Linked DNA regions of Mus musculus: regions 2, 3, 4, 5 and 6 are each linked to region 1. A link is a loop called in an ENCODE intact Hi-C map of the cell type or tissue named here. Cell type or tissue: heart. All regions are shown on one strand.

Region 1 (4,000 bases):
AGTCCTTGAAGGCAGTATTGGGACAGCCCCCTCCCTCCATCCTCTGTTTCCTGGACTCCACAAGAAGGCATTTTGCTCTACTGTGTGTCCCCCACCATGTAATGCCTTGCCACAGGATCCAAAGGAACAGGCCAACAGGACTGAGACCTCCAGAACTGGGCAAAAATATATCCCACCTTTTAAAAATATTTCCTGCTTGGGAAGCATTTTAACATTCAAACCAGCTTCATCAGCTCACTCTTAAAGTATGCACATGGATCAAATAAGAAATGAAAATTAACTAATTAGTAACATTTGCATACATTTACAAATGTATACACTGCTGATGAATTAAGTAAAACAAGCTAACATTTTGAGTTGTCAGGAAAAGTCACCTATGCTCTTCCAAATAGAACCATTTTCTTTAATGTTTTTGATATACACAAACTACTGGTATGCAAAAAATGAGCTGGTAGAAAAACACCACCTAACAGGTATTCTGAAAACTTAGGAGTTAGTTTGTGGTCCAGTGATCTAGCACTTGCCCTCAGTTGTGAAGTCTTGAATCTATGCACACAAACAAATGTGGAGACCAATGGTTAGGAATACAGCTCAGTGGTGCTTGCCCTAAAAATGCCAAAGACCTCAAACAAAGCAAAAAATGCGCCTTGTCAGTAAAAGTCAAAGGTCCAATTATAGCAGTCTTCTCTGAATATTTGAAGTACTGCCTGCACATCTCAAGGTCCAAATTTTGGCCTACAGAAATAAAAAATACAATTTTTGATATATATATATACACACACACACACACATACATACACACACACCAACCTACTTAGGGAGTGAGCAGAACAACCCAATCAATTTAATAAAGCTTAAAGAAACTGTTAAGCAACTAGCTTCTTTTAAACAGAGAGAAATGTAAACTATTACATGACTAATAACACTCCACATTATTAAAATTAAAGAGTGGGGTCCCTAAGGTGTTTTTGTTTGTCTCATCAAGTTGTTCAGGCTGGCCTTGATTGGTGACCCTTTCTCTTCAGCCCGGGATTATAGACATTGTGACACCAAATCAGGAGTTACACTTTTAGGTAAGTTAGAAGCAGCCTTTCTAAGTATCTGTGCAGTTCCTCTTATGGCTATCTTTTAAAACTTATAAAAAAGGTTTCCTCGAACTGTCCAGTATCTGTTACAAAATAGCAATTACTAGTCATCATATTCTTTATACAATGGGAATGACACTAACACAAATCTTATCCTTTCTGGATTTAGCTTCTGAAAGTTAATATGGACCTTCCAAATTTTCAAAACACTGTATTATTTCTTAAATGTTCTGGTGATCAAAAACAAACAAACAAAGAGAGTCTTTACTTAATCTTTACTTAGCGCAAGTAATGTATTCGTGCTAAGAAATCAAACTGAGTGCACAGGGTGGTGCTTCCATAAGGTTTTCCAAAACAATTAGACAACGGATGCCCGCTACGGTTGACTTTGTTCGACATCAAGAGGAAACACGGAAAAAATCAGTTCGTTTCTCCTAAAGGCGAACGGGGTTCAGAAACCATCTTCTCCTCAACAGAATCCTCCTCCCCCAAAGGCCCGGCCGCTTCCAGTCGCTCAGGAACATGAGAAAACTTCTAAGGCCCTGAGGTTAACATCTCGCATTTGAGTTTTAGGAGTGTCCCTAACACCAAGGGCCTGTGTCACTGAGGCATGCACGCCAGCCGCTGTCCTACGGGAGGAAAAGGTCGGGAGGACCGGAGCCCGCGGTCGATTTTATTCCCGGGGATCCTGGCTCTGCGCCCGTCCCTCCCTAACCCTAACCTGACAGGCCCTCGCGCTGCGCCTCCCCCTTCCCTAACCAGAGGTCCCACCTACCACGCCGCAGCGCTCCGTCTCCCGGTTCTGAAGCCTCCAAAACGAACCTAGCTCCCGGGAGCCGAGGCTGCCGTCGCTGCCGCCATATTACAGCTTGTGCGGCAAAATGCGTCAGGGAGGAGGTGTGCGCCCGAGCCGGGAGGGCGGGGGCTGGAGAGGAAGAGCCGCTTCCTTCGCCCCGGGGCTCGGCTGCAAGCCGCCGGGCCACCACGGGGCCCCAGGCCGCGCCGCGGTCCCCGGGGCCACCCCTCCGAGCCCGAGCAGCCCAGAGACCTCGACGGAAAGACGGTTACCTCGGCCCAGAGGCCCGCCGCGGCTCCGCCCCTCGCCCTGAGCCCTTCCCGCTCTCGTCCCCAAGGCCCGCAGAAGACGCCGCCGCGCCGACAGACGCTCTCGCATCCCTCACCTGCCCCGCCGCGGGCTTCTCGTCTCCCGGCCCGGTCCTGGAAAGCGCTTCAAATCTACCGCCGTCAGGAAAGGCGCTAAAGCCCACTAACCGCCTCCCTCCCCCACAGCCCAGGCCAGGCGTGGAGGGAAGGTGTCGCGCCGGAAGTACGTCAGGGATGGGTGCCGGCGACTCCCGGCGTTCCCGGGCTGACGTCAGCATCTTCTCCTTGAGCTTGTAGGGTCTCTTCTGCCTTTTAAAATACGTTCCCGACGGGTCGCTTGATGGTTTCTGAGAGTTGATTGGATCGGTGTGGATCCGTCAGAATGTCACAGCGCTCCCGAAATGATGCGCATCACTTTATAAACAGTGACATCCTCTGTCGAGGTATTTAGAGAGACGTTCTGCCTCCAAGGAACCTTCAGCAAACGCTCAAAAGCTAGTAACAAAGATGAGCTACTTTCGGGACGTGGTAGCGCATGCCTTTAATCCCAGTAGTCGGGGATTAACATTTTATTGAGACCGGGTCTTACTATATACCTTGGCTGCCTTGGAGCTCTCTACGTAGATCAGGCTGACATCAAACTCTTTAAGAGATTACCCTGCCTCTGCCTCTTATCCCAAATGCCTGGTCCTATTTTAATATGGTTGTATTTGTGCCTGTGTGTATATGCACTGTATATCTATAACTGCTTGCAGAGGTCAGAACAGGGTGTCAGATCCTCCCCGTCCCCAAACTGGAGTTAAAAGCATTACGAGACACTCAATATGGGTCTTCCTTCAAGAGCCACAAGTGCTCCTAATGGCTGAGCCATCTCGCCAGCCCTTGGCCATGTGATTTAATTTTCGAGGATGAAATTTGAGACAAAGTGGCATGCTGCTCTAGGCTTTAAGACATTGCCTCTTATTTTCTTCATTTGCCAATATATTCTAATCATCCACAAACAAGGAACTGGCAGGCATTAGAATAACATAATGGAAGGAATTTAGATCCCAGAATAACTACATGGAGCAGAAATGCCTCCTATCGGGCTCATTCACCTAAGATCTTAATTTGTGAGAGAAATCGATCTTTTAAAGCCAGAAACAAACAAAAAGGAATTCCATTGTAAAAATTAAATCTAGGATGCCACACAGTGGCGGTGGACATCTTTGATCCCAGCACTTAGGAGGCAGAGGTAGTCGGATCTCTAAGATTGAGGCTACAGAGACCTACACAGAATTTAGAAGATTGAAGTAAGGCAGAGTGTTGTACAGTTATTTCATCTGGACAGAAATGTTTCCTCCTGGAGGGAAATCAGGATGAAACTCCCAAAACTCACAAGCAAGTTTCAGGAACTCGGGCTGGAGACATAGCAAATTGGAGCTCTTGCTGTGCAACTGCGAGGCCCAGAATTCAGATCCGTACACCCACATAATAAGAGAGGCTTCGTGTGCAAACCTGTAATCCCAGCTCAAAAAAAGTGAATAGAGATAGGTCCCAAGACTCTCTGGCTTCCAGCCTAGCTGAGAACATCCCAGATTTGGGGAGAAAACTTGACTCAAAATGATTAGATAGAGAACAATAGACAAGGCCACACAGTGTCCTCTCTGACGGCAATGCACATGCATTTGAATACACATGTTCAAGCTCACATGCATGGACATAGACATATACAGAGAAATGAACAGATATATCTTTTAAAAATTGCAAACATTGCTAGGAAATGGTTGTGCACACTTCTAATCCCAGCAGAGGCAGGCAGATCTCTATGA
Region 2 (4,000 bases), 160 kb before region 1:
CATTCTGGTAACTGTGAAATGTACTTTTCATAGAAAATAATCTTAGATACATTCTCAACTTCATCAGCTCTCTACTCCTTTAAAAATAATAAAAAGAGAAATCATCCTATTGAGGGCAATCTTGTATTTAAGTACTGGATCCTGACCCCTCAAGATTGGGGAGCTGTGCCCTGAATGGTGGTAGATACCTTTAATCCCAGCACTGACGCAGAGGCAGGCAGTTCTCTGTGAGTTTGGGGCCATCCTAGCTATGGACTTGTAGCAAAGCCTTGTCTCAATATAAACACGCAAACAAACAAACAAACAAGATTGTAAATGCATCCAATATTTTCTTTGTCTTTAAGAATTTTTAAAATGTGTATCTGTGGTTTGCCTGCATGTATGCTTGTGCACCGCACGCATGCAGTGCCTTCAGAGGCCAGAGGAGGACATCAGATCCCCTACAACTGCAGTTAGAGATGGTTGTTAGCCATCCTTATGGACTGAAGACAGGTCCTCTGGAAGAACAGCGTGATCTTAATGGCCTGGCCAAGACCTTTTCTTTGTTTTAAAAGAACATACTTTTTTCTTATTTTAAATTTTTATTTGATTTATTATTTTCTGTGTGGGGAAGGTTGGAAGATAAACTTCAGGAATCAGTTCTCTCCTTTGTGGGTTTCAGGGTATCTTGTATCTTGCCTGCTTTTTTTTTTTTTTTTTTTTTTTTAAGACAGGGAGATAGGGTCTATGTAGTCTTGACTGGTCTAGAACTCTCTACATGAACTAGACTGGCTTTGGAACTCACAGAGATTCACCTGTCATTGTCTCTTCAGCATATCTTATAAGTGTTAAGTCACCATCACCTCCACTCCTGTGTTTTAAACACTTTCTATTCTCTACATTTTATTATTAGACATGCTCTTGTCTCTTTATATCTTGATGATGGTGATGGTGGCAATGGTATTAGGAATGCAGTTCAGTAGTCGCTTGCCAGGCATGCACAAAGCCCTGGGCTCAAATAAAATACGACTATTAATGGCAATAATAAAGTCATTCGAGCTTACTAGGCATTGGTCACCTTAAGTCTTCTTTTCATAATTATAATTATTTTTAAAATTTGCTGCTATGTGCCTACTTCCATTTTTTCCCCACAATCCACAACTTCTGTTTTCAGAATAACAAGTTTCATAGTGTTTCCTACGTTTGACACCACAACCATATTCTCTGTTCATTGTGTAGCCCTGGCTGGTCTGGAACTCACTTTGTAAACCAGGCCATCCTCAAACTCACAGAGATCCTCCTGAATGAGGAACTAAAATGTACACTACCCATGCCGGCAATATTCTTTCTTTTCAAATCTCTTTTGACGTTTCTTCTTGCTTCACTGACATCCGTAAGTGCTAAGAAACTCGAAGCCTCAGAAAACGAGGACGGGAAGATTAAAGCCGAGCATTCGACTGGAGAAGGACGCAGAGGTGGGTGTAGACCGCTACTTTCTGAGGCGTGGGTGGACACGGGCCTGGTGTCCCATATTGCCTTCAACTCTCTCCCCATCCCTTGCAGGTCTATAGATACTCAAGACAAAGCTGGCGTTCCCGGGCTTGGTGGAGGCTGGTTTGTGATCGCCGATGAAGACCGCTTCTTCCGATGGCGCCCACGCGGACCAAAAAAACCACTCTGGTCCTCGTCGGAACCAGGGAGCCCGGCAGAGGTTGCAGCTCGGCGCCCGGCAGAGGGCGTGCATGCGTGTCGGTACTTCCGGCACTGCGGGGAGGGACCGCGAGGACCAGCTAGAGGCATACGAGTGCTTTCCTGGAGCGTCTGGGTTCCACGGGCGGCGATCCCCGCGAGGCTCGTGGGATCCCCTCGCTGAGTCCTAAATAGTCTGTCCCCGACCCTCCACCCCACCCCCACCCTGCACCGCTGGGGAGTTTCGGGTTAGGTAGACTTCCCTGCAGCTCCCGTGCTGTGAAGCCCCAGGAGCCCAAACTTTAAAATACAGAGAAAACGATGAAGAAGTTAAAGCTTAAGGAACTAGAGAGTCGCCTGCAAGAAGTGGATGGATTCGAAAAGCCCAAGTTACTTCTAGAACAGTATCCCACCAGGCCGCACATTGCAGGTAGGGCGGCTGGTTCATCGTGCCCTCTTGGGGCTTGATCCTGTCCAGTTCATGATGAAAATAAGTAGCGATTTGGATATAAGGAAGTTCTGGAGACATACCATACCTTTAGACAAAGTAGTTTTCTGACACTGCAGCGTAGACACTCCGAACCCAACCACTCATTTTACTGTTTTTTCTGAGTGTCCATTAGCATTATCAGACAGCTTGTTTGTTTGTTTGTTTGTTTGTTTCTCTCAACACACTGTAAATTCTCAGGAGCAAGGAATTTGTTAGTCTTTTCGGTGTCTAGAGAGTCATGTACTAGTTAGGAGCTCATTAAACATTTGCTTAATACAGATAACTTCGTACTGAAGTCAAGGACATGTATTTCCCGTGTTACGTATTTCTGCCCTAGAGACAAATACTAGAAATCGAGTTTCAGGTTGTGGACAGTTGAGGAAGCGTTTCTTCACAAATGACCTCTTGCTTGGTGCCAGAGATTGATACTGAGAATGTAGGAGAGAATAGAGCAGAATCCATTCATATGTAACACCCTTAGCAGAGTAGCAGGGAAGACTTGGTAAAGTTCTTTTGGTTGGGAGTACCTGCAAGAGGGAATCTCTTTCAGTTCCAAAATGGCTGTGTGTAAGCTGCCAATGTAATCTCCATGGGTTTTCATTCTAAAATAGTGTCATATCACCAATCAGATTTGCAATGAACTGTGTTCAGATTAAGACTAGTCTGCTATGTATTTAGCGTGTGTATGTTCGTGTGTCTTGTGTGTATGGAGGGTAGAGGTCAACATAGGGTGTTTTTCTCAGTTGCTCTCCATACGTTTGAGCCAGGGTCTTACTGTATTTAGAGCTTACCCATTCACCTAAACTGGCTGACCAGCAAGCCTCAGAGATCCTTCTGTCCTGTGTTCCTAGCACTGGGTTTATAATCATGAACACCTGACCTTTTACATGGCTGCTGGGTATATGAGCTCAGGTTCTAATGCTTTCTGGGTAAGTACAGTACACACTGAGCCAGCTACTACCACACAAGTCCCTGGTTTTCTCATTGTGACTTTTTACAGCTTCTGGTTGTAAGGTTTGTAATGAAACCTAATTTTCTTTTAAAGATTTATTTATTTATTGTATGTAAGTATGCTGTAGCTGTCTTCAGACACTCCAGAAGAGGGCGCCAGATCTCGTTATGGATGGTTGTGAGCCACCATGTGGTTTCTGGGAATTGAACTCAGGACCTTAAGAGCAGTCAGTGCTCTTAACCACTGAGCCATCTCTCCGGCCCCAAAACCTAATTTTTAAAAGATTAAAAGTAGAGGCCAGGTATGCTGGAACATTCCTTTAATTCCTGCACTTGGGAGGCAGAGGCAGGTAGATCATTGTGAATTCAAGACCAGCCTGGACCATATAGCCAGGCCAACTAGGGTTATATAACCAGACACTGTCTCAAAATAAACAAGCAAACAAATACATACATACATAATCAGTTCTTTCATACCTAGTTTCTAATGTGCACGACATGAGTTTCAAAGTACCTGCAACAGTAATTAACTATCCCAGAGTTGGTTTAAAAATGAGATTTATTAACCGGGTGTGGTGGCGCACACCTTTAATCCCAGCACTCGGGAGGCAGAGGCAGGCGGATTTCTGAGTTCGAGGCCAGCCTCCTGGTCTACAAAGTGAGTTCCAGGACAGCCAGGGCTATACAAAGAAATCCTGTCTTGAAAAACCAAAAAAAAAAAAAAAAAAAAGAGAGAGAGAGATTTATTATTTTATGTGTATGTGTTTTTCCTGCATGTGTATATATGTGTGTACCACATATGTGCTTGGTGCCTGTGGAGTTCAGAAGGGGGTATTGTTTCCCCTGGGTTACAGGTGTTTGTGAACCAACATGTGGATGCTAGGAATCACA
Region 3 (4,000 bases), 170 kb before region 1:
CCCGTCCCTGCCCTCTCGCCCCACACACTGAATGAACCCTTCTCCCGCATCGCTCGCCCACCCTGACCTCCTTGAAATTTCTCAGCCTGGTTCCCCGCACATGCTCTCCTCTCTTCCCCACCCCCTTCCCACCAGTGACAGCTCAGTCACCTCCAACCCCTTGCGCGCTCCCCCAAGCTTCCCCTGGCAGATGCGGGTCGGCTCCCAGGGATCTCCCCCTGGGGCTCCTCCCCCCCGACCCCCGCAAGATCACACGGCCCGGCTCGCCTCGCCTCGCCAGGACTCCACTCACCCGCTCTCCCGCATTACGTTGCTGTCCCCGCAGTCGCAGGCGCCCCCGGCCTGGCTGCGGAACATGTTGAAGTCGTGTCCAGTGTGGTCGCCCTGGTGGAAGCACTCCGCGCACAGCGACATGCAGGGGGAGATGCCGCACGTCCGGCAGCGGTAGGCCACGAAGTTGGCCGTCCAGACCAGGCCGCAGAGCGCCGCGGGGTCGTAGGCCCGCACGGCCGCGCAGAACTCCTCGTAGCCGCCGCCGCCGGCCAGAAGGCACTTACACCACTCCAGGGCATCCTCCTCCGCCTCGCCCGGGCCGCCGCCGCCGCCGCCCGCCGCCTCCTCGCCGCCCGCAGCCCCGGCCAGCGGCCGCTCGGCGTTCAGCACCCTCTCCAGCAGCGCCTGCAGCTCCTCGGCGCCCGCACGGTTATCCGGCCGGCTGAGAGCGGCCTTCAGATGAGCGGCGGTGGCCGCTTTGTCTAAAGCCAGCCCCTGCGCCGGCGCCTCCGGCTGGGGCGGCTGCGGGTCCCCGACGGCCGCCGCGGCCGCCGCCGCCGCCATGATGAGAGCTCAGAATTTGCAGAGTCCAGGCCCCCGGCTCCTCCCGGGAGGGTGGGGGAATTGACTGCTGCGATGGCTCGGCCCGCCCAACTCTCGCGATACCCGGCGCTGCAGAGCACTTCTGCGCGGTCCCCGCCCCTGGCCACGCCCTCCTGCCAAGCCCCGCCCCTCGTCGGGCTCCCCACCACCACCCACCAGGCTGGGGCTCTGCTCCTATGGTCTCTCTAACCTGTTGACTCCCAACTTTCAAAAGTATTACTTACACAAGAACTCGGCGCAAAGACAATCTTTAATAAAAGTGGTTTCTCTGTAGTCGGGATGTATGTGATGTATGTAATGTATGAGAGAAGAATAAATAAAAAGAAAAAAGATAAGTGGGTTTTTTTTTTCTTTATTTGCCTGGAACATAGGAATTAAACACAACATCTACCAGATGTATTTTAGGCATCCATATCTGGTCTTCAGATGTTGATTGCTGTTATCAGAGACTTAATTACTACTGAATTCCTGCTGTTAGTGAAGCTGCCTCCTAAATACTTCCCCTGAATCTCCTAAAATAAATTTTTTTTAAGGTAAGATTCTTTTCTTTTATTTATTTATTTTTTCCTCTTGATTTGCTTGGTTTGGTTGGTTTGGTTTGGTTTTTATTTTTTGAGACAAGGTTTCTCTGTGGAACTCGCTCTGTAGACACAGATCTGCCTGTCTCTGCCTCCTGAGTGCTGAAAATTTAGGGGTGCCCTCCACTGCCCACATTAAAAGTAAGGTTGGGTTTTTTTGTTGTTGTTGTTTTTGTTTTGTTTTTTTGTCTTTTTAAAAAATTACATTCAAGTTATTTGTTTGAGTAGAAGTCCTCCGATACACATCTAATCAGAGAACACCTTATGGAAGCTGGTTCTTTATTATCTGATTTCCTGAGGATTAAACTCAAGTCATCAGGTTTGGCAACAAGCACCATTTACTTGGCCCTCTTGTTATCCTCTTACCCAAACTCTTTACTGGAGAGAAGAACCAAGCTCCTTACGTTATCTCTTCAAAATCCACCAACATCACTGTTTCTCGCTGTCCGGATCAGAGTCAAAGACAAAGAGACCAGCCACTGGAACCCATTCACCATTCCATGAAAGTTTTTGGTTAGTTTGCTTGCTTCTTTACGAGTTTTAAGACATGTCCTGCGGCCCAGACTGGCCTCAAGCATTCGGTGTAAACTAAGATGACCTTGAATTCCTACCTCCATCTCAAAGTGCTGGAATTATTGCACTATGCCTGGTTTACAGGGTCAGGGGTTGAAACCAGAGCACCGTGCATACAAGGGAAAAACTACAACTGAGCTACATTCCCAGGGTTGCTGGAGAGATGAGTCTGGTTAAGAGCACCAGCTGCATGAGCCTTGAGAGTGTGGGTCACTCTCATACAGGCAAACAGGAGTGGGGAGGGGGATTGGTAGAGGGGTAACCGGGAAGTGCGATATCATTTGAGATGTAAACGAATGGAATGAGTAATTTTTTTAAAACACTAGCTCCTCTTCCAGATGACCCAGGTTTGATTCCTCGCACCCCGATAGTAGCTCACTAACTTTAAATCCAATTTCAGGGAACCCAACGCCCCCTTCTGGCCGCTGCGTGCAAGTGCTGCACAGTAATACACCAATGCAGGCAAAATGCCCATACGTAAAAAACAATTTAAAAAATTAAAAGGTTCTGATGTATTCAATAACTATCTTAAGCAATAAATTCTCATCCCCGCAGCCTTACTAACTGATCATTTTCCTGGGGCTTTGGGGGTTGCAATGGGGTGTTTTGTTCTTTATTTTTTTTAATTAGGTATTTTCTTCATCTACATTTCCAATGTTATCCCAAAAGTTCCCCCATACCCTCCCCCCACCCACTCCCACGTCTTGGCCCTGGCGTTCCCTTGTACTGAGGCATATAAAGTTTGCAAGACCAATGGGCCTCTCTTTCCACTGATGGCCGACTAGGCCATCTTTTGATACATATGCAGCTAGAGTCAAGAGCTCTGGGGTACTGGTTAATTCATATTGTTGTTCCACCTATAGAATTGCAGATCCCTTTAGCTCCTTGGGTACTTTCTCTAGCTCCTCCATTTGGGGCCCTGTGATTCATCCAATAGCTGACTGTGAGCATCCACTTCTGTGTTTGCTAGGCCCTGGCGTAGTCTCACTAGAGACAGCTATATCAGGGTCCTTTCAGCAAAATCTTGCTAGTGTATGCAATGGTGTCAGCGTTTGGAGGCTGATTATGGGATGGATCCCAGGGTATGGCAGTCTCTAGATGGTCCATCCTTTCATCTCAGCTCCAAACTTTGTCTCTGTAACTCCTTCCATGGGTGTTTTGTTTCCATTTCTAAGAAGGAGCAAAGTGTCCACACTTTGGTCTTCGTTCTTCTTGAGTTTCATGTGTTTTGCAAATTGTATCTTATATCTTGGGTATACTAAGTTTCTGGGCTAATATCCACTTATCAGTGAGTACATATCATGTGAGTTCTTTTATGATTCGGTTACCTCACTCAGGATGATGCCCTCCAGGTCCATCCATTTGCCTAGGAATTTCATAAATTCATTCTTTTTAATAGCTGAGTAGTACTCCATTGTGTAAATGTACCACATTTTCTGTATCCATTCCTCTGTTGAGGGACATCTGGGTTCTTTCCAGCTTCTGGCTATTACAAATAAGGCTGCTATGAACATAGTGGAGCATGTGTCCTTCTTACCAGTTGAAACATCTTCTGGATATATGCCCAGGAGAGGTATTGCAGAATCCTCCGGTAGTACTATATCCAATTTTCTGAGGAACCGCCAGACTGATTTCCAGAGTGGATGTACAAGCTTGCAATCCCACCAACAATGGAGGAGTGTTCCTCTTTCTCCACATCCTCGCAAGCATCTGCTTTGTTCTTTATTTAAAAAAAAAAAGATTTATTTCTTTACATATATGTATCTGAAATACTTTGTCTTTTTAAGGTTTACTTATTTATCTTATATGTATACAAGCAAGTACACACCGTAGCTGTACAGGTGGTTGTGAGCCACCTTGTGGTTGCTGGGATTTGAACTTAGGACCTTCAGAAGAGCAGCCAGTGCTCTTACCCAACGAGCCATCTCTGAAATGTTTTGTAACTCAGGCTACCTTCAAACCAGAGCCTCCTG
Region 4 (4,000 bases), 68 kb before region 1:
AGAGGGAGAGACTGCCTAACATGTGCGACACCTCAGTTTTATCTCCAGCACCATATTAAAAGAAAAATTTTCCCTAACAAATTAGTGAATTTTTAAAATTTGGTTGGTTTTTTGAAACAGAGTTTCTCTGTGTAGCCTGGCTGTCCGGGAACTCACTCAACAGACCAGGCTGAGAAGAATATGAGTGAAGTAAACTCACATTTAAAGTTAATCTAAGAGTATTTTTTTCTCAATTTTAGATTTTTTTCCTGTCTTGTAAACATATTTTTTATTAAAACCACTTACCCAAACTGGTACTTGCAGTCCAATTAATGCTACTTCAGCACAGAGGTTAGGCCACTGCAGTCTTCAATTTGCCAGCTGTTTGTAAACATTACTCCAGTTCTGTATGCAGAGAAATTGCTCTGATATGCAGCAAAGGAACAAAGACTTTTTAACTCCTAAAATTAATAGAAATATTTTAAAGGTTCAAAATTTATTTTTTCTAATTAGATTCATCTTCTTCATATAAAAAAAAAAAAACCCCAAAAAACAAAAAACAAAAACAGCCAGGCGTGGTGGCACATGCCTTTAATCCCAGCACTTGGGAGGCAGAGGTAGGCGGATTTCTGAATTTGAGGCCAGCCTGGTCTACAGAGTGAGTTCCAGGACAGCCAGGGATACACAGAGAAACCCTGTCTCGAAAAACAAAAAACAAACAAAACAAAACAAAACATGTACTAGCAATGAAGAAACAATTTGATTATACATATATACTTGGAATAAATACTAAAAAAAGAATGCCATAAAAATATTTTATCTGATTAATAAAATCATAAGTATGAAGTCAACTGAATATCATTTCAGTTTTTCTCATTAAAAGGGAAACACTATTATTTTATTTATATTCAGCTATGAGTGATGTACTTAAAATAGAAATCTACAAAACTTAAGGAAGTTCACAGACCAACTTTTAACAATGTCAATTTACCAGGGAACTCTTTTACTAAAGTTTGAAAATTTGAAAACCAGACCAGTAATCCCAGCACTCAGGAGGCTGAGGCAGACATAATGCTGCACTGTTGGACGCAGCTTCGGTTACGCAGTGTCAAGTGTGCAGTGTGAAGAGGGCCAGTGAGCAGAGAGGATGGGGAACCCCTTGCTGAACGAGTCTGACAAGTTCAGTGTGAGATCCTCAAGACACCCCCACAGGGGAAGAGGACTCCAAATGCTTGCCGTCTGACTAGTACACCATCACACTCACTCAATACACACACAGTAACACATTTTATTAACAAAATCAAAACAGTATTCTCAGGGCTGGAGAGATGGCTCACTGGGTAAGAGCCCATGTTGCTCTTCTCAGAACCCAAGTCAGGTGGGACAATTTTAGCTCCAGGGGACTTAATGTCTCTAGATGCCATGGCTGTTACATTCGAGTACACACACACATACACCCCAAAGAAGTAAATAAATAAGGGGCTGGAGAGGCAGCTGAGCAGTTAAGAACATTGACTGTTTTTGTAGAAGATCCAAGTTTTGGTGGCTTATCACTACTTGTAACTGAAGCTCCAGGGGGGTCTGACAGCCCTAGTCTCTTTGGGCACCTTCAATCATGTGCACTTACTCTCACACAAACACATATACAAACATACACATAACTAAGTATAGCACGCATAAAATGGTTTATGGACAGTGGCCAGATCTTAATGAGTGGTTTAATTGTCATTTGTGGGTTTTTGTTTGTTTGTTTCTGATTTTGTTTTTAAAATATCTCAATAGTCATTTAAATTCTGTTTCCAATTAGGGTGCAAAAGAGCTTCGAGACAAAAAAAAAAAAAAAAAAAAAACAACAACAACAAAAAAAAAACCCAACCCCCCCCCCAAAAAAAAAAAACTAGTTCTAGACCAACTTGTATGGAAAAGGCACTTGCAATCGGGAGTTTCAAGTCAAATATGAGACCCTATTTGAAATATAAGACCATATGAGAACGTTACTGAGATATTTTATGAGGTTCAATACTTGTAACTAATTTGGTAAAACTCCTGATAATTTTCACTGAGAGACGTGGTCTACACAGCTTCTGCCTTCTAAGTTATATACTCTGCCCCAGTTGCTTCAAGGATAACTCTAGAGTGAACAGGTTAAAGGGCACCTGTGTTGTCCCTTGTGGTGAGGTCCCTCAGCTCAGAGTTTCTGTCCCGTGAAGGAACTTCCTGCTCACTCTGCGTTATCTTGTGGGAAGAGGGCCTTAGGAAGAGAAAGGTACAATTTGCTGGGGATGCAGCTAGCACTGTGTAATTCACCGATCTCTCGCTAGGCGTCGTGCTCCCTCACAAACTATGCAAGCGGCTGTTGGCCTACAAAGACAGTTCAATCCCTGACCTTTCCAGCCCTGCGGAGCTTTCAACTCGCTTAGCACAAGTACACAAAAGTTCCGTCTCCAGAAATTTTTATTAATCCTTCCATACTTACCAGCATTATTACAGTGGAACATCTCTGATAGAAAACCTGAGGAGAGATAGCACAACTATGCATTAGAACGTTCATTATTGAAAGTCGCACTTCCTTTAATTTAGTAATGAAATCAGCTGTACAGCGATATGTCAGGAGAGCCTCTGCTGAGATCAAGTGCCAGTCCACTTTTTGTGTCATTAGAGACTGACTGGTTCCCGAAGTACACTAATTACAAGTTATTTACCAAGCAGTTTAATGTATGTTAAAGGTATCAACGCGAATGTTCTGGGGACAACATTCAAGTTTTAATAGTCCTACGTAACAACTGACAGGGTCTCATATAGTCCTGACTATGCCTCATAAATCAAATCATTTAAAAACACCTTTTCTGTCCTTTAATCCTTGTGGCTCGGTGGTCAAAGGGCTGTCCTTCACCTCAGCCAGCGGGGCGCAGAGTAGAAGCTCGCACCCAGCCTGGGCCTCGACTCGCACACCGGCCGGTTCCAAACTAGCGCAGCGAGTGAGAAAAGCGGCAGCGGCCGAGCGGGACCGAGGGCTCCTCACTGACCCAGGCCTGGGTCGCAGCGGGCCGCCAGCATCAGCACCAGCGTCGGCCGGTTGGTTCTCGTGCCTTACGCAGCCGGTGAACTGCTAGCGCCGGCTCGCCCACTGCTCTGCACTGCGCACGCGCACACCCGGGCTTCGGGCCTCGGTTCAGCCGCGGACAGGGCTCCTTCCTGGTTCCTGGATTGGAGACTGACGTCACTTCCGGCGTGGTTGCTAAACAACCAAATGGTTTAGTTATCGCTCAGTAGCTGACTTCAGCTTGGAAGTAGTATCACCTGCTCTGGACTCGCGGGATCAGCTTTGTTAAAGATGCAGGTGCGCTTTGGACGGCGCTCCGGGCAGGCGAAGGAAAGCCAAGGTGAGCTGCCTTGGCCCGTGCCGGAGCTGGGGTTGTTGTTTCTAGAACCCCAGCATAGGGTGACAAAGTGAGGGCTTCGGTTGCCTTTTGAAATGGGCTTTAACCAAGTCGAAAGCAGTCCCAGCAAGCATCCTTGGAAGTTAGGCAGGTTGGCCTTCAGGTGAATGAGTGGAAAAAGGAAAGAGGACTAGGGGAGCGTAGCAGTAGAAAGAATAGACTAGGAGTAGAATAGGGGTAGAAAAGGCAGCAGTTAGAGCCTTACCCCAGCTGTAACTCGTCAGACACTCGGGGCACTTAAGCTTTGTAATTCGTTGAATAAATTTTGGAATGCCGTTTGGAAATGTTATTGACCTATCAAAATCTTTATAATGTTGCAGACCTGCTGAGTAATCTTTTCTAAAGCTCACGGAAAAACCTCAGTTCTTTCCACGCTAAAGTTAAAATTCTCCCCTAGTCAAATGCTTTGATAATGTAAAAAAAAAAAAAAAAATGATAATGAGGTAATTAAAGTGACCAATTAAAGTGACCTAAGATTTGATTTTTTTTCAAAGATGTGAGCAAGTAGGACTTCTAAAAACAAAGTCTTTCCACAAGTTTAATTGTTGTCATGGTAACTAATAGATTCTTGGAAATTTGAA
Region 5 (4,000 bases), 76 kb after region 1:
CCAGCCCAAGGATTTATTTATTATTATAAATAAGTACACTGTAGTTGTCTTCAGACGCACCAGAAGAGGGTGTCAGATCTCATTATGGGTGGTTGTGAGCCACCACATGGGTGCTGGGAATTTAACTCAGGACCTTTGGAAGAGCAGTCAGTGCTCTTAACCACTGAACCATCTCACCAGCCCATGAACCAACATTTATAAACTAAACCAGAATGTAAAACTCCAATGTGCTCACCTCTGTCTCCATTGTTTCCTTTTGTGTCTTCAATGGAATCTAAACAGTCAATGAGGACTTCCCCGGGTCTTGTTTTCATCTGTCTAAAATAAGCATAAATGCGAGGTGTATAACTTCATCTGCTGTCCATCTCCTTAGAGAGGAGAGACAGAGACACAGGACAGCCAGTACTGTAAAGTATACAGCCCGGACTGCTCATGCACTTCTAGACCCTACGAGTCAGTGGTGCCTGAACAGACCAGGGCCACTTGAGAGTCAGCTAGGACCAGAAGCGGAGTCTTGGATAACTAAATGGAAAAGAGCAAAGGATGCATGACTGAAAAAGAGGAACAGAAGGGACATGGCTCTGAAGAAAGGGCACTGACTAGGGAGAGAAGTGTAACTATGGAGAAGAGTCAAAGAACCTGAGACTGCAGGATGATAAGTATAGGCCTTATCTGTGGACAGTGGTGGACAACCCCCAGAGGTTTCTAAGTAGAGGAAGGTCGTCGGGCGGTTACGGAGAGGATGGTTTTTAAAAGGGTTGTATGAGGTGTATCCTCAGGAGGGTAGTGAGTGGGTCAGCGAGTAAAGGTGGCTACCACCAAGTTTGATGACCTGAGTGTCTGTCATCCCTGGGACCCACACAGTCAGAGGAGAGAATCGACTTCTGCAAGTTAACTTCTTCTTCTTCTTCTTCTTCTTTTTTTTTTTTTTTTTGGTTTTTCGAGACAGGGTTTCTCTGTACAGTCCTGGCTGATCCTGGAACTCACTCTGTAGACCAGGCTGGCCTCGAACTCAGAAATCCACCTGCCTCTGCCTCCCGAGTGCTGGGATTAAAGGCGTGCACCACCACGCCCGGCTTTGCAAATTAACTTCTGACCTCCACTGTGAATGATGCGCACAGAAAGCACTCTATCTCCACAGGCTCGTTTGATCCTTTGAGTTAGCTGTGTGACGACTACTCTCCTGCACTAGAATGAGGAAGGGTGTGTGATAATCAACCCCTCTTATTTTCCTGTCTTGATTTTTGAGACAGATGTCTGTAAACTGAAAATGTTCATGAAAACAGGGTTCGTCTGGATTAAGACCCACGGCACTCCCTGAACTACAGGGAAAGCCATAGAAGGTGTGTAATGAGTTACTGTACTTTGTAATTTCACAAATACCTCCTCCCTCAACTTCCAAAAGGAACGAATACTATGTTAGGCATCCAGTTACTACAAAGACTGAGAAATGTACCAATATCTCATTTTTTCTATTTTAGGAGACAGTGCTCATGATAAAGCACCATTAGGAAGCAGCTGAGGCGCCGTGTAGTTATTGATCCAAGAACTTCAGCTTCTATGTTTTCCATCACGATCTCAGCGACCCCCTCCCTGATTTCTGGGCAGGAAGGGTTTTTAACCATCTCCTCTTTTAAGCATATTCCCCCACAAACAGGGCTTCTTTATAACAAGCTCTCAAAGATTTAGATAAGGACTAAATGAAATCTTAGCTCCGACACAAGCTTTGCGTGGTCGGGAGTTTTGGAGAATTCTCACTCCCACCGCCCTCATTTTACAGACACGCCAACCGTGCAGAGGCCCGTAGTGTGCAATGCTATTCCGGATTTTGTTCTAGAACCCTGCTTTCCGGAATCCCTGCCCTATGTCCCCTCCACCGCAGGACGCGGAGGGTCACAGCCTTGATGGGCGCACACTGAGATAGGCCGCTGGCCAGGGCAGGGCCGAAGACCGCAGGGGACCATAGTCACGGGGTCTCAGCGCATCCTGAGACTCACTGCGAGGACACGTCGAAGCGCACGTCGCGGTCCTCCCACAACACGTCCAGCACAGACATGGTGACCGAGGGAGCTCGCCGATGAAATCCACAGTGGCTGCTCGGCGGCGTCTTATGGGCGCCAAGGCAACGCGCCGGCTTTGTCACGACATCTACGGCGGGCGCCGGGGCCCAAGCTTCCACCAGGTAGTGTGCGCTCTTTTCCCAGCCCGTTTGCGTCATTTGGTCTTGTTGAGGCGGGTGGCTGGGAAGCTGCTTCACTTCTGAGTCACCTCTCTGTTCTCTGCGCAGAACTTTAGCCATTTCAGCTTTCCTGCTGTTTTCCTACACCATTTAGAAATCTTAACTTCATCAAATTACATTACTGGTTTGATGGGGCTCTGACCCTGCCCACCTCCCATACCCTGGTGGCCTGGATCTCTGGCTACATTCCAGCCCGAGGCTCAGAACCTGTTAGAGGTCCTACTACATCTGGTCAGAACCATTGCTTCCCTAGATTCGTATAGTGCCAGCCCTTGCGTCCTATTTCACAAATCAGCTCTGGGGTCCCTCTATTGTGAGCAAACAAAACGTAGACACCTGATTCTTAAAGTTCACCGCATTGATCAATGTGCAGCACAGAGTACAAGATAAACTATGTCTCTGTCTCTCCTCCCTCTCCCCCTTCTCCCCTTCCCCCTCCCCCTTTCCTTTCTTCCTTTCTTCCTTTCTTCCTTCCTTCCTTCCTTCCTTCCTTCCTTCCTTCCTTTCTTTCTTTCTTTTTCTTTCTTTTTTTTTTTTTTGACATGGTCTCCCTTTGTGGCCCAGACTGGCCTCGAAATGTAACAGCTTCAGTTTCCCTAATACTGGGATTATAAACATACTTTATATATTTTTAAACGAATCAAATGGCTTTCTTTTACTATATGAAAATTATCAATAAACAAGTAACACGTTAAATAAATTACTGCTTCACAAAGAGTGATCTGGGGTCTCCTGGGCATACTCAGGAGCCTCTCATGGTTCCATAAGCAGAGTGACGTGAAAACACTTGCCTTTTAAACTCTAGCTGGGTCACGGGTTCACATTATGTATAACTGAGTATGTAAGCACACAGAACACTTCATTTGCTGTTTGTATTCTCCAAGACAGGGTTTCACTTGTGGGCCAAACTGGCCTGAAACTTACGATGTAGCGGCTTTGAACTCCCATCAACCCTCCCACCTCAGCTCCAGAATGCTGGGATTAGAGCCTCTCTACCCAGCTACTTGTTTAATGCACTATGGTGTTTTGGTTTTAGGATTTATTATATTATTCAAATCCTGTTAACGTTCATCTTCCTGCTCAGCCTCCTGAGTACTAGGATTGCAGTGTGAACCACCATGCTCACCTTTAAAAAAAGGTGACATGGGATTTGGTATGCTGCTGGAAGTAATGGCACACATCTTTTTTTTTTTTTTTTTTTTTTAAAGACTTATTTATTTATTATTATATGTAAGTACACTGTAGCTGTCTTCAGACACACCAGAAGAGGGAGTCAGATCTTGTTACGGATGGTTGTGAGCCACCATGTGGTTGCTGGGATTTGAACTCTGGACCTTCGGAAGAGCAGTCGGGTGCTCTTACCCACTGAGCCATCTCACCAGCCCCCAATGGCACACATCTTTAATACAGCACTTGGGAGAAAGAGGCAGACAGATCTTTGTGAGTTCAAAGCTTGCCTGGCCTACTAGTAAGTTCTAGGCTAGGCAGGGCAGTCTTTCGAGTAAGACTCGTATCTCAAAGCAATTTTTTTTTACTCTGTTTAATAATGTGAGTCAATATTGATTGAAATATATTTCTTCTAGTTTTATTGAAGTACGAATGGTATTTTGAAAAGAATGTATACAGTTTGGTGAATTGGAACTTGAATACTTGTGTGTGTTACCACCACAATCGAGATAATAAAACCCCATTATCTCCACATGTTTCCTTGTTTCTCTTTGTGCCTTTATATGAGTGCTGGAGAGATGGCTCAGTGGTTAA
Region 6 (4,000 bases), 140 kb before region 1:
AATGCATAATTTGTTAAAAAGTTATGTTAACTTTTTAGAAGAGAACTAACTAGATAGAATAAACTATTATTTGACCAGAAGTACTTTACCATGGAATTTATGCTAGCTTGTTAGATATTAGGCACACCATTAATTTTCACATCAACTTACAAATATTACCTCCATTTTACAGACTTGGGAACTCTGTGTCTCAAAAATAAACACCAGTCTACAGTGTTACCTTTGGAATGTCTGTAATTCTTGAGACTTCTAACTTTGCCCTAATATGAATACATTCATATTAACTCCAAGAATCAAAGCTAAGCCAGTTGTTTGAAAAGCCCACATATCGCTATTAGATGTTCTGTTTTCATCTTAAGTTACAATTTAACAACACAAGAATCATACCTCAATTTGATGACAGATTTTGGCCTCCAAAGCAGTCATTTTTTCATTATCTCCATTTTCAGCCATTGTGGCTATCTGTAAAGTTTCTCACACTGGTAGGAAGGTTATTATTTTTATATAATAGTCAATACAAGAGAATGAGTAAAAAGTATGCCACTTTTTTTTTAATTTCAAGAATTCCTAACCTTACAGGTTTCCCTATGAATTCTCATACATCTCAACAAAGCAACACCTTGGATTATGGATGGAAAACTCAGATCAACAACCCCTCCTCCCAGTAAATCCTACTTTGTAACCAAACTCTTCATGTAGTTGGTAAAGCAAAGTTCAGCGATAAAAACAAAAAAGCAGAAAATGTCCACTTAACTACCCCTGAATCATTTCTAGCTTTAAAAATATCAGTATTATAGTCTGCCAGCAGTATATTCCTATAGCCCTCAATGCCAATTATTTGCGTTTCTTTTCAAATTAGTCACAGCTGACTTACCAAAACTTATTACTGGTAAAAATGAAAATAGAGTTCAGATATGAAAGTTACGGTGTTAGACACTATATAGGAGAATACAAGAAAAATGGGACCTTGTGAGCACAGATACAAAAAATTTTAAACTAGGGACGCTGGAAGGTAAGGATGTGCCTAAAACACTACTACACTGGTTAACTCTATAGCCACTTTCCTGTTTCACGGTCTGACAACAATCCTAGAATAAAGAGGGACTGTGATACTGGTTTGCTAGAAATCACAAACCGGATCTTCTGTCTTACTGGCTTTCAGCGCCTTACTAAACCACCCTACCATATTGTACGGAAGTATACCAGCTCTTGAAGAGTTTATCTGCAGCAGCTGAATATAGTTATGAGTTACTGTTGGTATATTTCTTGAGACATTGCTCAAAATGCTGGAGACTGCTGGCGATACACTGGTCCTGTAATGGGAAATCTACGAAGTACACGTCCCACTTCAGAATTTACTGTTACAGGCGCTGGTTTGTCTCCCACTACCAACAATCTCACTTCTCATTACTACAGAGACACAGGTCAATAACGACCTAGTTAGCCCCTGCAAGACTTCTGCGGCCTACCCAATTTAGGGACTGTTTCACACTGAAGACAGAATGGCAATGGCAGTTCTTTGAAGGAAAAAAAAAAAAAAAAAAAGATAGCGACGCTGGGAACCCAATAGCGGCCCCCACTTCTTCGGCCTCCAGTCAGTCCCCACAGAACCCTGTCGCGTTTAACCCGCACCGACCACCCTAAAGACTTAAATGGTCCGAAACATCCGCCTCTGGCCAGTCAGGAAAGGGGTGCAAGGAACAAACCGAAAGGACGCCGTGAGGATGCGGCGAGCCTCTGCCTAAAGGCCCCGCGAGAGCCGCATCCTCCCACACCGGCCCGCCGGGATCCCTGCCACGTGGAAAGCCCCAGGCGCCCGCATCTCTGGCCGGGGCCCGCTCCGTGGCCTCGCCGAGGCCCGCGCCCCCTCGGGCCGCGGTCCAGCACACGGCCACGGGCCGCGCGGCCCACGCGGCGGCGCGGAGAGGAAGGTGAGGCCTGCGCATAGCACAGCCCTTCGTACCTTCTCCTCAGTTTCCAAGAAGCTCACCTCAAAGATTCGGATCCCACGGTCACCACAGCTTCAAGAACAACGACAGAAGCGCCTGGACTTCCGAGCGCCGGCGGGCCAGCCAAACGCGCTTAAAGATGGGGGCTTTCCCGGCAGCCCTTGCGGACAGGTGGGCGTGGCCGCGGACGCAGTGGCCCGGCTCTGCTTTCCACGCACGCGCCGTTACCGCAGCCTCCCACAATCCTCGGAGGAGGAGTCCCGCCCTCCCGCCCGAGAAATTGTTAAATTGCTCAGCAGAATGTTAGGGGCTGACAGGAAGTGTTTTTGTGGAGATCTTTGTTTTTAATGTGTTTCTGGGCAGTATGTTCGAGCCTTCCCTTCTTTCTTCTGTAGCGCTTGGTTTTTCTTTTTTTCCCCCTTTGTCTCTTTTTTCCTTTTTTTTTTTTTGAGACAGCGTTTCCGTGCGTAGTCCTGGCTATCCAGGAACTCGCGCTGCTCTGTAGACCAGGCTGACCCTCAAACTCCTCCTGCCTCTGCTGAGACACTCGCCTACCTCTTCCGGGAGTGCTGGCATTATTAAAGGGGTGCGCCAGCACGCTTGGCCTTTTGCAATGTATTTGACTTGCATGGTGTTGTGGTTTTGGAAAAAAATTAAAAAACCATACAGTTGCTTGGTTTCCGACAGGCTAGCTCTCTGAAGCACAAACTGGCCAATGATTCGAACTCCTGCTTCAGTACAAAGTGCTGGGACTTCACCTACATCACCAGGCTCTTACTGCTCCCCCTCTTGCTGCTGCTGTCTATCTTTGCTTGTTTTGATGTTGGAGTCTGACTCAATGAGTAACCCAAGCTGATCCCAAACTATGCTTCTGCCTCCAGCCACCCTAGTGCTGGGATTACAAACAAATCTTTTTAAAAGTCTCTTGCTCCCAGCACTTGGGAGGCAGAGGCAGGCGGATTTCTGAGTTCGAGGCCAGCCTGGTCTACAAAGTGAGTTCCAGGACAGCCAAGACTGCACAGAGAAACCCTGTCTCTAAAAACCAAAAACCAAACCAAAACAAAAAAGTCTCTTGCTAGGAAAGAAGTACATTTAGAATAGTTTGAGAGACTTCACACTTAAGTCAGGACTGCCACTTTTTACATAACAATTTTAACGTTTTAGAGGTGCAATTTCCTTATGACATCATCTTTTTCCTTCAGTGTTCCTGGAATATAAAAATTACTTTCACAAAATAACTTCATAATCTCAGAGCATTTTGGAAGTTCCCAAACAGATAAACTCTAAAATTTGAAGAAGAAGAAGAAGAAGAAGAAGAAGAAGAAGAAGAAGAAGAAGAAGAAATGCATTTATAGGTTAACTATACATGCCATTTTGGCCAAAGAAAAAAGAATTTACTAGTATTATCCTCAGGTAGTTTTAACTTTAGATTAATTACATTCAATAAAAAAATTTTCAAGTTTCTACTTACTGTGAGACATAAATGCTAAATTTTCCTTTTTTAAAGATTTAAGTTTATGTACGGGTGTTTTGCCTGCATGGATAGACAGTGGAAAAATACCATGTGTGTAAATGCTCCCAACCTACTATAAATCCATTTCCAGGGACTCTAACACTCTCTTCTCATCTTTGTTGGGTCCTGCACGCTTACAGTGCACATACATACTCCCAGGACACACACATAAAATAAATAAATAAGCACTTAGATAACTTAAATGTTCATAATAGTAAGTTATGTGATTAAAAGAAAAATTAGAATCGACTATATGTGTACCACCAAATAATTAAAAAGTTAAATAATATATAGTGATAAAAACAAACTGATTTTCATTTACTGGTGTTTGTGAAATTCACAAGCACGGTGCTCAGAAGCAAAAGGTGTTTCACATAACCATTTTCTCCAAATACTGCAAATATTAATGTAATGTTGTATAAATTATATTAAATAATATAAAAAATCTTATTTCCTTCTACCATTCTCATGAGAATATAATAAAAGGTACCATTAGCAAAACTCAAGGAAATGAATTATCACCTTCAAAATATATGTT

Evidence for each region. Hi-C counts contacts between places; a loop is a spot of excess contacts. Peaks named below come from ENCODE experiments on the same cell type or tissue, not always from the same donor. Only the 100,000 strongest peaks of a DNase experiment are listed, where the experiment ranks them.
Region 2: a loop joins it to region 1, with 2.2 times the contacts of the local background. A loop is called at or near these places in 7 of 42 quality-filtered maps.
Region 3: it touches region 1 in a loop (2.4-fold over the local background); 4 of 42 quality-filtered maps call a loop at or near these places.
Region 4: it touches region 1 in a loop (3-fold over the local background); 9 of 42 quality-filtered maps call a loop at or near these places.
Region 5: it touches region 1 in a loop (2.2-fold over the local background); 5 of 42 quality-filtered maps call a loop at or near these places.
Region 6: a loop joins it to region 1, with 5 times the contacts of the local background. A loop is called at or near these places in 8 of 42 quality-filtered maps.

What each region holds. Positions count from the first base shown.
Region 1 is chr2:69,721,224-69,725,223 of GRCm38, reverse strand. It overlaps Ppig (peptidyl-prolyl isomerase G (cyclophilin G)), which reads right to left and starts at 2,136. Exons shown (of 14, transcript NM_001081086.1): 1 at 1,861-2,136. In heart, no CTCF peak of the experiment used is centred here; DNase peaks (open chromatin) are centred at 1,903 and 2,403; H3K4me3 peaks cover 2,580 bases; H3K27ac peaks cover 1,819 bases.
Region 2 is chr2:69,883,347-69,887,346 of GRCm38, reverse strand. Mettl5 (methyltransferase like 5) reads left to right here and starts at 1,732. Exons shown (of 7, transcript NM_029280.4): 1 at 1,732-2,098. The coding sequence starts at 1,990. In heart, CTCF peaks have their summits at 1,702 (motif pointing right) and 3,253 (motif pointing right); a DNase peak (open chromatin) is centred at 1,716; H3K4me3 peaks cover 1,970 bases; H3K27ac peaks cover 1,342 bases.
Region 3 is chr2:69,894,132-69,898,131 of GRCm38, reverse strand. Ubr3 (ubiquitin protein ligase E3 component n-recognin 3) reads right to left here and starts at 886. Exons shown (of 39, transcript NM_177783.6): 1 at 293-886. The coding sequence starts at 837. In heart, a CTCF peak has its summit at 2,451 (motif pointing left); DNase peaks (open chromatin) are centred at 311 and 921; H3K4me3 peaks cover 1,240 bases; H3K27ac peaks cover 1,148 bases.
Region 4 is chr2:69,788,777-69,792,776 of GRCm38, reverse strand. Ccdc173 (coiled-coil domain containing 173) reads left to right here and starts at 3,291. Exons shown (of 9, transcript NM_001077684.1): 1 at 3,291-3,362. The coding sequence starts at 3,314. Phospho2 (phosphatase, orphan 2) reads right to left here and starts at 3,040. Exons shown (of 4, transcript NM_028521.2): 1 at 2,821-3,040; 2 at 2,456-2,491; 3 at 286-440. In heart, a CTCF peak has its summit at 2,289; DNase peaks (open chromatin) are centred at 2,296 and 3,156; H3K4me3 peaks cover 1,680 bases; H3K27ac peaks cover 1,221 bases.
Region 5 is chr2:69,645,340-69,649,339 of GRCm38, reverse strand. Bbs5 (Bardet-Biedl syndrome 5 (human)) reads right to left here and starts at 2,169. Exons shown (of 12, transcript NM_028284.3): 1 at 1,998-2,169; 2 at 236-318. The coding sequence starts at 2,056. In heart, no CTCF peak of the experiment used is centred here; a DNase peak (open chromatin) is centred at 2,089; H3K4me3 peaks cover 1,480 bases; H3K27ac peaks cover 1,102 bases.
Region 6 is chr2:69,859,703-69,863,702 of GRCm38, reverse strand. It overlaps Ssb (Sjogren syndrome antigen B), which reads right to left and starts at 2,141. Exons shown (of 12, transcript NM_001110145.1): 1 at 1,991-2,141; 2 at 388-479. The coding sequence starts at 453. In heart, no CTCF peak of the experiment used is centred here; DNase peaks (open chromatin) are centred at 2,122 and 2,492; H3K4me3 peaks cover 2,583 bases; H3K27ac peaks cover 1,922 bases.